Regions from separate parts of the Homo sapiens genome. Here region 1 is linked to region 2. Evidence: read pairs that join two places in POLR2A ChIA-PET (ENCODE). Cell type or tissue: HepG2. All regions are shown on one strand. Links, peaks and the distances in the headings refer to the core of each region. The heading gives the core; the rest is flanking DNA. Region 1 overlaps MTA3 (metastasis associated 1 family member 3). Region 2 overlaps DYNC2LI1 (dynein cytoplasmic 2 light intermediate chain 1).

What was found. ChIA-PET counts read pairs that join two places held together with the same protein. Peaks named below come from ENCODE experiments on the same cell type or tissue, not always from the same donor. Only the 100,000 strongest peaks of a DNase experiment are listed, where the experiment ranks them.
Region 1: POLR2A ChIA-PET joins it to region 2 with 5 read pairs; 1 of 35 experiments calls an interaction of 5 or more read pairs at or near these places.

The regions. Positions count from the first base shown.
Region 1 is chr2:42,612,571-42,616,967 of GRCh38, reverse strand. All of the region lies in intron 4 of MTA3 (metastasis associated 1 family member 3), which reads right to left. The region is part of intron 2 of LOC105374555 (a long non-coding RNA gene); the gene reads left to right. Among named protein-coding and RNA genes, the nearest start is that of MTA3, 46 kb to the right of the region's middle. In HepG2, for the core only: no CTCF peak of the experiment used is centred there; a DNase peak (open chromatin) is centred at 1,977.
Region 2 is chr2:43,806,026-43,810,422 of GRCh38, reverse strand. It overlaps DYNC2LI1 (dynein cytoplasmic 2 light intermediate chain 1), which reads right to left. Exons shown (of 13, transcript NM_016008.4): 13 at 413-718. The coding sequence ends at 656. It also overlaps a transcript of ABCG5 not described here. Among named protein-coding and RNA genes, the nearest start is that of ABCG5, 31 kb to the left of the region's middle. In HepG2, for the core only: no CTCF peak of the experiment used is centred there; DNase peaks (open chromatin) are centred at 1,932 and 3,852.

The DNA of each region.
Region 1 (4,397 bases), core at 111-4,110, 1.2 Mb after region 2:
GCTCAGAGTGTGAGCAAAAAAAAGAAAAAGCACGAAATCTAAAATTACATTTAAAGTCAATTGCAATTAAGAAGATATTACTCAGCTAGGCACGATGGCTCACGCCTGTAATCCCAACACTTTGGGAGGCCAAGGCAGGAGGATCGCTTGAGACCAGCAGCGATCGTTTGCGAACAGCCTGGCCAACACAACGAAACCCCGTCTCTACAAAAAATACAAAAATTAGCCAGGCATAGTGGCGTGAGCTTGTAATCCTAGCTATGCAGGAGGCTAAGGTGGGAGCATCATCTCAGCCAGGGAGGACGAGGCTGCAGTGAGCCATGATTGTGCCACTACATTCCAGCCTGGGTGACAGAGTGAGACCCTGTCTCAAAAAAAAAAAAAAAAAAAAAAAAGAAGAAGAAGAAGAGATTAATCAAATTTCTGTGAATGGCTTATTTCCTTAAAGAATAAAAGCAAAATTAAATGTAAACCCCATACAAGGTTCAAATCCTGAATGGCTGTAGGATACAATGTTCCGCAATAAACATTAAAAAAAAAAAAAAAGACAAGAGATCTTCAAGAATCTTATAATCTAAAATGAACTCTAAATAGAACCACCTAGGCCAGGCGTGCAATGGCTCACGCCTGTAATCCCAACACTTTGGGAGGCCAAAGCAGGCAGATCACCTGAAGTCAGGAGTTCGAGGCCAGCCTGGCCAACATGGTGAAACCCCGTCTCAACTAAAAATACAAAAATATTAGCCAGGCGTGGTGGCACATGCCTGTAAATCCCAGCTATTCGGGAGGCTGAGGTGGGAGAATCGCTTGAAACCGGGAGGCGGAGTTGCAGTGAGCCGAGATCACACCACTGCACTCTAGCCTGGGTGATGAGAGTGAAACTATGTCTCAAAAACAAAAACAAAGAAGAGATTATTAGCGGCCAGTCTCGGTGGCTCACGCCTGTACGGCCGGGCACGGTGGCTCATGCCTGTAATCCCAGCACTTTGGGAGGCTGAGGTGGGCAGATCACGAGGTCAGGAGATCAAGAACATCCTGGAGAACATGGGGAAACCCTGTCTCTACTAAAAATACAAAAAATTAGCCGGGCATGGTGGCAGGCGCCTGTAGTCCCAGCTACTCTGGAGATTCAGGCAGGAGAATGGCGTGAACCCGGGAGGCAGAGCTTGCAGTGAGCCAAGATCAGGCCACCACACTCCAGCCTGGGCGACAGAGCGAGACTCCGTCTCAAAAAAAAAAAAAAAAAAAAAAAAAAAGAAGAGATTATTCAAGTATCTGTGGTGACTTATTTCCTTAAAGAATAAAAGTAAAATTGGCCAGGCGCAGTGGCTCAAGCCTGTAATTCCAGCACTTTGGGACGCCGAGGTGGGCGGATCACAAGGTCATGAGATCAAGACCATCTTGGCCAACATGGTGAAACCCTGTCTCTACTAAAAATACAAAAATTAGCTGAGCACGCTGGCGCATGCCTGTAGTCCCAGCTATTAGGGAGGCAGAGACAAGAGAATCGCTTGAACCTGGGAGGCAGAGGTTGCAGTGAATCGAGATCGCAGCACTAGGCCCAGATCCAGCCTAGGTGACAGAGCGAGAATCCATCAAAAAAAATAAAAAATAAAAGTAAAATTAAATGTAAACACTATACAAGGTTCAAATCCTGAATGGCTATTGGATACAGTGTTCCATAGTAAACATTAAAAAAAAAAAAAAGAAAAAAACAGACAATAGATCTTCAAGAACCTTATAATCTAAGATGAAGTCAAGCAATTCTCCTGCCTCAGCCTCCAGAGGAGCTGGGATTACAGGCACGTGCCACCATGACCAGCTAATTTTTGTATTTTTAGGAGAGATGGGGTTTCGCCACGTTGGCCAGGCTGGCCTTCAACTCCTGACCTCAGTTGATCCACCTGCCTCGGCCTCCAGAAGTGCCGGGATTACAGTCATGAGTCACCGTGCCCAGCCTAGGTTTTCTGCTTTTTGTTTTTTTTTTTTTTAAGACAGAGTCTTGCTCTGTCACCCAGGCTAAAGTACAGTGTCACAATCATGGCTCACTATAGCCTTGAACTCCTGGGCTCAAGCAATCCTCCTACCTCAACTTCCCAAATACTTCTGGGAATACAGGCATACGCTGCCATGCCATGCTAATTTTTTTATTATTTATAGAGACAGGGTGTCCCAATGTTGCCCAGGCTGGTCTTTAACTACAAGGTTCATGTAATCCTCCCACCCCGGCCTCTCAAAGTCCTAGGATTACAGGCATGAGCCACTGCACCCAGCTGAATATTAGAATATTTTAAAGCCGAATTCACTATATTACACGAGTTATATATAAGACTGGGTTATATATTAATATAATGAGTACAACAGCCCGAGCATCACAAAGCAGATAATGGAAGGGTAGGTTTAGAGATGAGATAAAAGAAATAGCTACATAATTGTGAGGAGTTGTGTTGCCCATCTCAAATTTACAAATTTTCAGTCTACTTATGAATGAATGCACAATGAAAAGATATTTGTAAGTCAGATGATACAAATTTAAAAGTTATTGAATATTTGTAGTAAGAAAATCTATCAGGCTGGGCGCAGTGGCTCACGCCTGTAATCCCAGCACTTTGGGAGACTGAGGCGGGTAGATCACCTGAGCTCGGGAGTTTCAGACTAGCCTGACCAACATGGAGAAACCCCGTCTGTACTAAAAATACAAAATTAGCCGGGTGTGCTGGCACTTGCCTGTAATCCCAGCTACTCGGGAGGCTGAGGCAAGAGAATCACCTACCACCGGGAAGCAGAGGTTTCGGTGAGCCAAGATCGTGCCACTGCACTCCAGTCTGGGCAGCAAGAGCAAAACTCCGTCTCAGAAAAAAAGAAAATCTATTAATGAAGATATTAAGTCATACACACATATTGGAACTGAATATAGTAAAATAAATACATATGATATCTAGCAGCTGACATAACAAGGCTTATAGTGCTTAATAATGTTTGCAACATATAATCTATTATTCAGCGACCTCAATCACTGTGCATAAATGAAGCATGCTGCCTCTCACTTCCCCTCAAAAAAATGTCCCAAAGGGATACTCACTACTCAAGCCCCATCTATCTCACAAACAAGAGATGAATCACTAACTCTACTCCGAAAAGTCCTGGGTCCTGTCCACTCTCTCTTCCGGTGGAATCAGAAGAAACAAAGAGTTTCCTCCCTGCCACTTTGGGAAGTGTTAAGCGTCTCATGAATATTATAGTTCACAGACTAAAAAGCAACTCAAGAATGCCTCAGTCAGGTTTTCTTCTATGTTCCAAAGAGCACCAAGGAAATTCTGGGCACTTGATAGTGTCCCTGAGAGTAAAACATCAGTATTCACCAAATTACCCTCTTTGCTGCCAAAGAACGATGGGGCTTTGATAATTTTCTCCTTTTAAAGCCAAAAAGATAAGGCATGACTTCAACATTAGCAAAATGTCAAGACCACTCCAATGTGCACTTGTTCTACATCAGCATGTGGGCTGGTTAGCACAGCTCCATGCCTTGGCCAGGGACTGCCCCTAACCCCATTCAGCTGTTTAAAAATGATGGCTAAACAAAGCTAAAATGAGAAAACTCGGCTCTGCCCTATTCCTCCTCAATTTGGAAAAAAACAAAAAGCCCCAAATGTCTATGTCTCTTCATCATAATTCAAAGGAATTACCACCCGGTAAACTCACTGAATTTATAAGCTAGGTCCCTTGTCTCAATTATCAAGCACTTATTAAGCTCCCTAAGCTAGAATATACTCAGGAAATGTGTTCAACAGTAACTAAACGATCATGTAGACTATGTAATTTCTATGTTCAACAAAGAAGTGTCTTGATAATTATATTTTAATATACTCTCTCAGTCCTTATGGAAGACAAAAAACACATCACTAGTTTTTCCATTCCAGGCAATCTGTTAAAAGAAACCAACGTTACTTATAAACAGATTTCAAGCTATCAGGAGAGTAAATTAAAAATATACTTGTGTCTTTTAGATACATTTTTAAAACCATTTGTCAGATTCTTGTTCTGGCAAGAGTCTTAAGACTGGCCACGTAACTTCTTTTTCATTATTTATTTATTTATTTATTTTTTGAGACAAGAGTCTCTCTTGTTGCCCAGGCTGGAGTACAGTAGTGCGATCTTGGCTCACTGCAACCTTCACCTCCCAGGTTTAAATGATTCTTCTGCCTCAGCCTCCAGAGTAGCTGGGATTACAGGCATGTGCCACCATGCTCAGCTAATTTTTGTGTTTTTAGTAGAGAGGAGGTTTCACCATGTTGGCTAGGCTGGTCTCAGAATCCTGACCTAAAGGGATCCACCTGCCTTGGCTCACAAAGTGCTGGGATTACAGGTGTGAGCCACCACACCCAGCCCCACATAAC
Region 2 (4,397 bases), core at 207-4,206:
TGTTTTGTCCTGCTTCTTGATAGGATATCTCCTTAGATGTGCCTGTTCTTCAAAAAGTGGTATTTAAAATAAATGTGTCAGTCTCACAGCAGGGTGAAATTGGTGCTGATTAAAAATGCCCCATTCCAGACCACTGATGGCGACACTCTAGGTGTGGGGACCTGGGAATGTGCATCTCCTATTTCAGGTGCTTCTTGCGCCTCACTGTTAAGAGTAAAATTTTGACATCTGTGAACCCAATTCCGGTTTCCTCCCAGCTACAGCTGAGAATGCCTTTTAGAAAGAATGTGTCTAACGTGGGCACTTAACCTTGCATTTAAAACTGTAACCAAATACTCTTACTTTTATATTCCTAAAAACATATAAGCAGAAACTTATACATGCTGAATTGAGTATATACCACTTAAACATGTTAGAGGTAGGTAGTAGAAGATTCTTTTATTTTAAAAAAAATTACACGTGGTTCTACAATAATTTTTCCTTTTAAAAAGCTTCAAGATATACAGGGAGATGCACTAGTCCAAGAAATCCAGCTTGTCCTTTAACAAATTATACAGTTTAACTTTCTTCACATATTGCCACAATAGTTAATTCACAGTATAATCTTATTTGTATTTGGAAAAGAAGAAATAAATATACAATAATTGAAATAGGTTCAAGAATCAAGCTCGATTTGTTTCCAAGACTTGGAAGAACTTCTTTTGTACTGTTCCAGTTCCTAAAACAAAAATATGTATCACTTTAAGAAAAATCAACTTTACTAATTCAAGGAGGCACCTTAAAACTGCCTTCTCATTTTTTAGATATATCAATGAATCCTTAGTAGCATTATCATTCTAAATATTTCTTGCCAATTATTTTGTAAATGATTATGCTTAGGACTTATTTTCTAGAAATACTGTCTTCAGAGTTTCTGTGTGGCTAAGCAGCACTCAGAGATGAATTTATTAAACTTTCAGACAAAATTATGTACATAAACTACATAATACATATGAATTGTCTTTCAACTAATGAACTAGACATCTGTCATCCTTCAAGTATTCAAAAGTGATCTTATTTTAATTGTTTGCTGTTCAGCTCTAATCAAAAACTTGGTTGAAGTTAGCAAAATATTTAAAAAATACATACCCAGGCTGGGTGCGGTGGCTCATTCCTATAGTCCCAGCACTTTGGGAGGCTGGGGCAGGAGAATTGCTTGAGCCCAGGAATTTGAGACCAGCCTGGGCAACATAGGGAGACCGTGTCTCTACAAAAACTGAGAAAAATAATTATCCAGGCATGGTGGTGTGCGCTGTGGTCCCAGCTACTTGGGAGTCTGAGGTGGGAGGATCGCTTGAACCTGGGAGGCCAAGGCTGCAGTAAACTGTGATTGCGCCACTGCACTCCAGCCTGGGTGACAGAGTGAGATCCTGTCACAAAAAAGTGTGTGTGTGTGTGTGTGTGTGTGTGTGTGTGTGTATCCTTTGTCCCAGTGATTTTACTTTTAGAAATTTATCATCCATAACAATAGAGCAATGCACAAGGATGTAAAAGAAGGAAACCCATTGCTCTGTCTCAGCACAACTGGAAACAACTTTGATGTCCCCCAGTAAGGACTGATTAAATAATTAGCGTTCATTCACAGGTGGCTTCCAAGGCAGCCAGCAAAAATAACAGTGGCCACATGAAAACATAATGTGTGCCACATGAAAAAAGCACACAGATAGGGAGAGGGCAGGATACTTCCATTTTCTATTTTATATACATCTATCTATAGCTCTTGAATTTTTTCACAAGGAGTATATCTTACCTTTACAATTCATAAATAAATTTTAGTGGAGGTGGCTATCCTGCACAAGGCAACTGACATGTAAAAGGGACCATCTAAGGGGATGCCTCTTGGCCTCCTACATGTTGTTCAATGTCTAAATAACTGTACAAAGGTTGTCACTACTTCAAATAAAACGTGGTTACTCTGCAAGATGAGGCAATCAATGCCCTTTGGCTAACATAACTGAAGTTCACAGTTGCTATGAAAAGAAAATCCATTCTAATTTTCAGAAAAATTGCAGAGCGTACCTTTCATACCTATACCCTAAGTTACTAAAATTTAAATGTTAAATGTTTCAAAATGGTATATAGACTTAGGAAGAATTTTTCCTTGTGTGTTTTTTTTTTTCCTTTAACTTCCTCATTGGATTCTAGGAAGAATTTTCATGGTAATAATCATATGTAGTCTTTACAGCTTGTTTTATTTTTTTCTAATAAAGCTAATTCAGTTCACCAGTTATCTACCACTTGCGGTTTTAAAGATTAACTCATAAAGAATAAACAAATTGTTTACTGCAAACTTTGTCTTTAACTGGAAGTTAAATTATTTTTACCAATGACAAAGGTGAAAATGTTGTTTTGAGATTCTTTGCTGGTAGTATCTCCCTTTTGCAGACAGCAGACTGTGAGAAAACTAGGGCTATCACACAGGCCATGCCAGAGGGAGAAAAAGGAATAACCAATATGAGACAAAAACCACCAAGTCCACTAGATCTTCAACATGACAATGATACGGCCTCAAAATAATGCATTGATGTTTTAAAGGGATAGCAAGTAAAGTTTTCCGAAGATAACTGTGGTTGGCCAAGAAGACCTTAAAAATAAATGTTAACTGTAACCTTTTTTTTTTTTTTTTTTTTTTTTTTTTTTGCTTTAACAAAAATAATAGAAAAGAAGCTGGGCACAGTGGCTCATGCCTGTAATCCCAGCACTTTGGGAGGCCAACTCAGGAGGATTGCTTTAGGCGAGGAGTTGAAGACCAGCCTGGGCAACAAAAAACAAAAAAATTACCCGGGCATGGTGATGTGTGCCTGTAGTCCCAGCTACTTGAGAGGCTGAGATGGGAGGATCCCTTGAGCCCTGGAGTTCAAGGTTGCAGTGAGCCATGATCTCCCCATTGCACTCCAGCCTGGATGCCAGAGCAAGACACAGTATCAAAGAAAAAGAAAAAAACACAAAAGAGGTAGAAGGGCTCAGCAAGTGCTTTCCACATTCGCATTCCCTTAAAATCGGGAATGCTCTAAAGCTAGAGGACTTTTAAAAAACAGAAAATACTACTTAAGTATTTTCTGGTGCCCATGTGAAGTCTGGCAAAAGACAGAACTTTAAATAATTAAAGAGGGCTAATCACGAAAGACCCTAAGTCTGCAGGAAAGATGAAAGGGGTCTTCCTACCAATCCTCAGATCCTTGAGGACTGACTTCACAGCACACAATTGGAAACAACTTAAGGTCTCACAACTACTCATGAAATAGTATGAAATAATATTCAAATTAAAAATTTTATATAGTAGAATGTCAAAATTTAGATTCGGATTATCAATGAAATAACAGCAACAACACTGGTAATTGTTAGGGTATCTTTACAGCTAAAGCATAAAATTATGTTAAGGTCCTGTGTGTGCAATCTGGAATCAATTCGTCTAAAACCACACAAATAAAAGTGGTTTAGAGGCAAACTTAGGACAGCATAACTTTTCAGGTAGGTTAAAAAAAAATCTCGAACCAAGAGATGACAGGAATTGGTGATCTGCTGGCAGTGAGATACAAGAGATGAATGAAGGGTGATATGGGTACTGTGGGGCTGCCTTCCTTTTCCACACAAAATTCTTATGGTTTTAAGTCATTTAGAGAAGACAGATTTGAATGTGAAAACTCATGATGCTCACAAATACCCTAATCCTTTAATAATACTGATGTATATGAACTTAATAAAAGTGATCATTATACAATATAAACAGATATTCTTATCAACAACAACAGTTAATCATTGACTCCTAGATAAATATTAATCAGGGATGACTTCCAACTAATCCTTATAGCCAGGCTGCAAACATAATAAGGGTTACATAAGGTCATTTTCCTGTTTCTACAACATGCCTCTCACTTTGCTACAGCTATAAAACCTCTAAATATTCATGGCATATTTTTCAAAAGTCTTCTGGACCGTTTACATAAAATGTTTTGCTTACTTCTCCAACAGCCCCCGAAGGTGAATACTGAGAAAAAAACCCTGGCTCCTACTCCCAGCTGACAGCTGTTTTCAGGTTACCCTCGCAACAACGTGACTGCCACCTGAGAAGTTGCTGGGGCTTTCGATCTAGTGCTTAGCATATATAAGTTTACTCATATAAGGACAGATTCTGTACAACGTCTCATTTTATCAAATAAAACTAAAATCTAAGTTTGCTTGTTTGTTTTTAGAAAAATCTAGGCCAGGCGCACTGGCTCATGCCTGTAATCCCAGCACTTTGGGAGGCCAAGGCGGATGGATCACGAGGTCAGGAGTTCAAGACCAGCCTGGCCAAGATGGTGAAACCCCGTTTCTACTAAAAAAGCAAAAAAAATTAGCCAGGTGTGGTGGCAGGC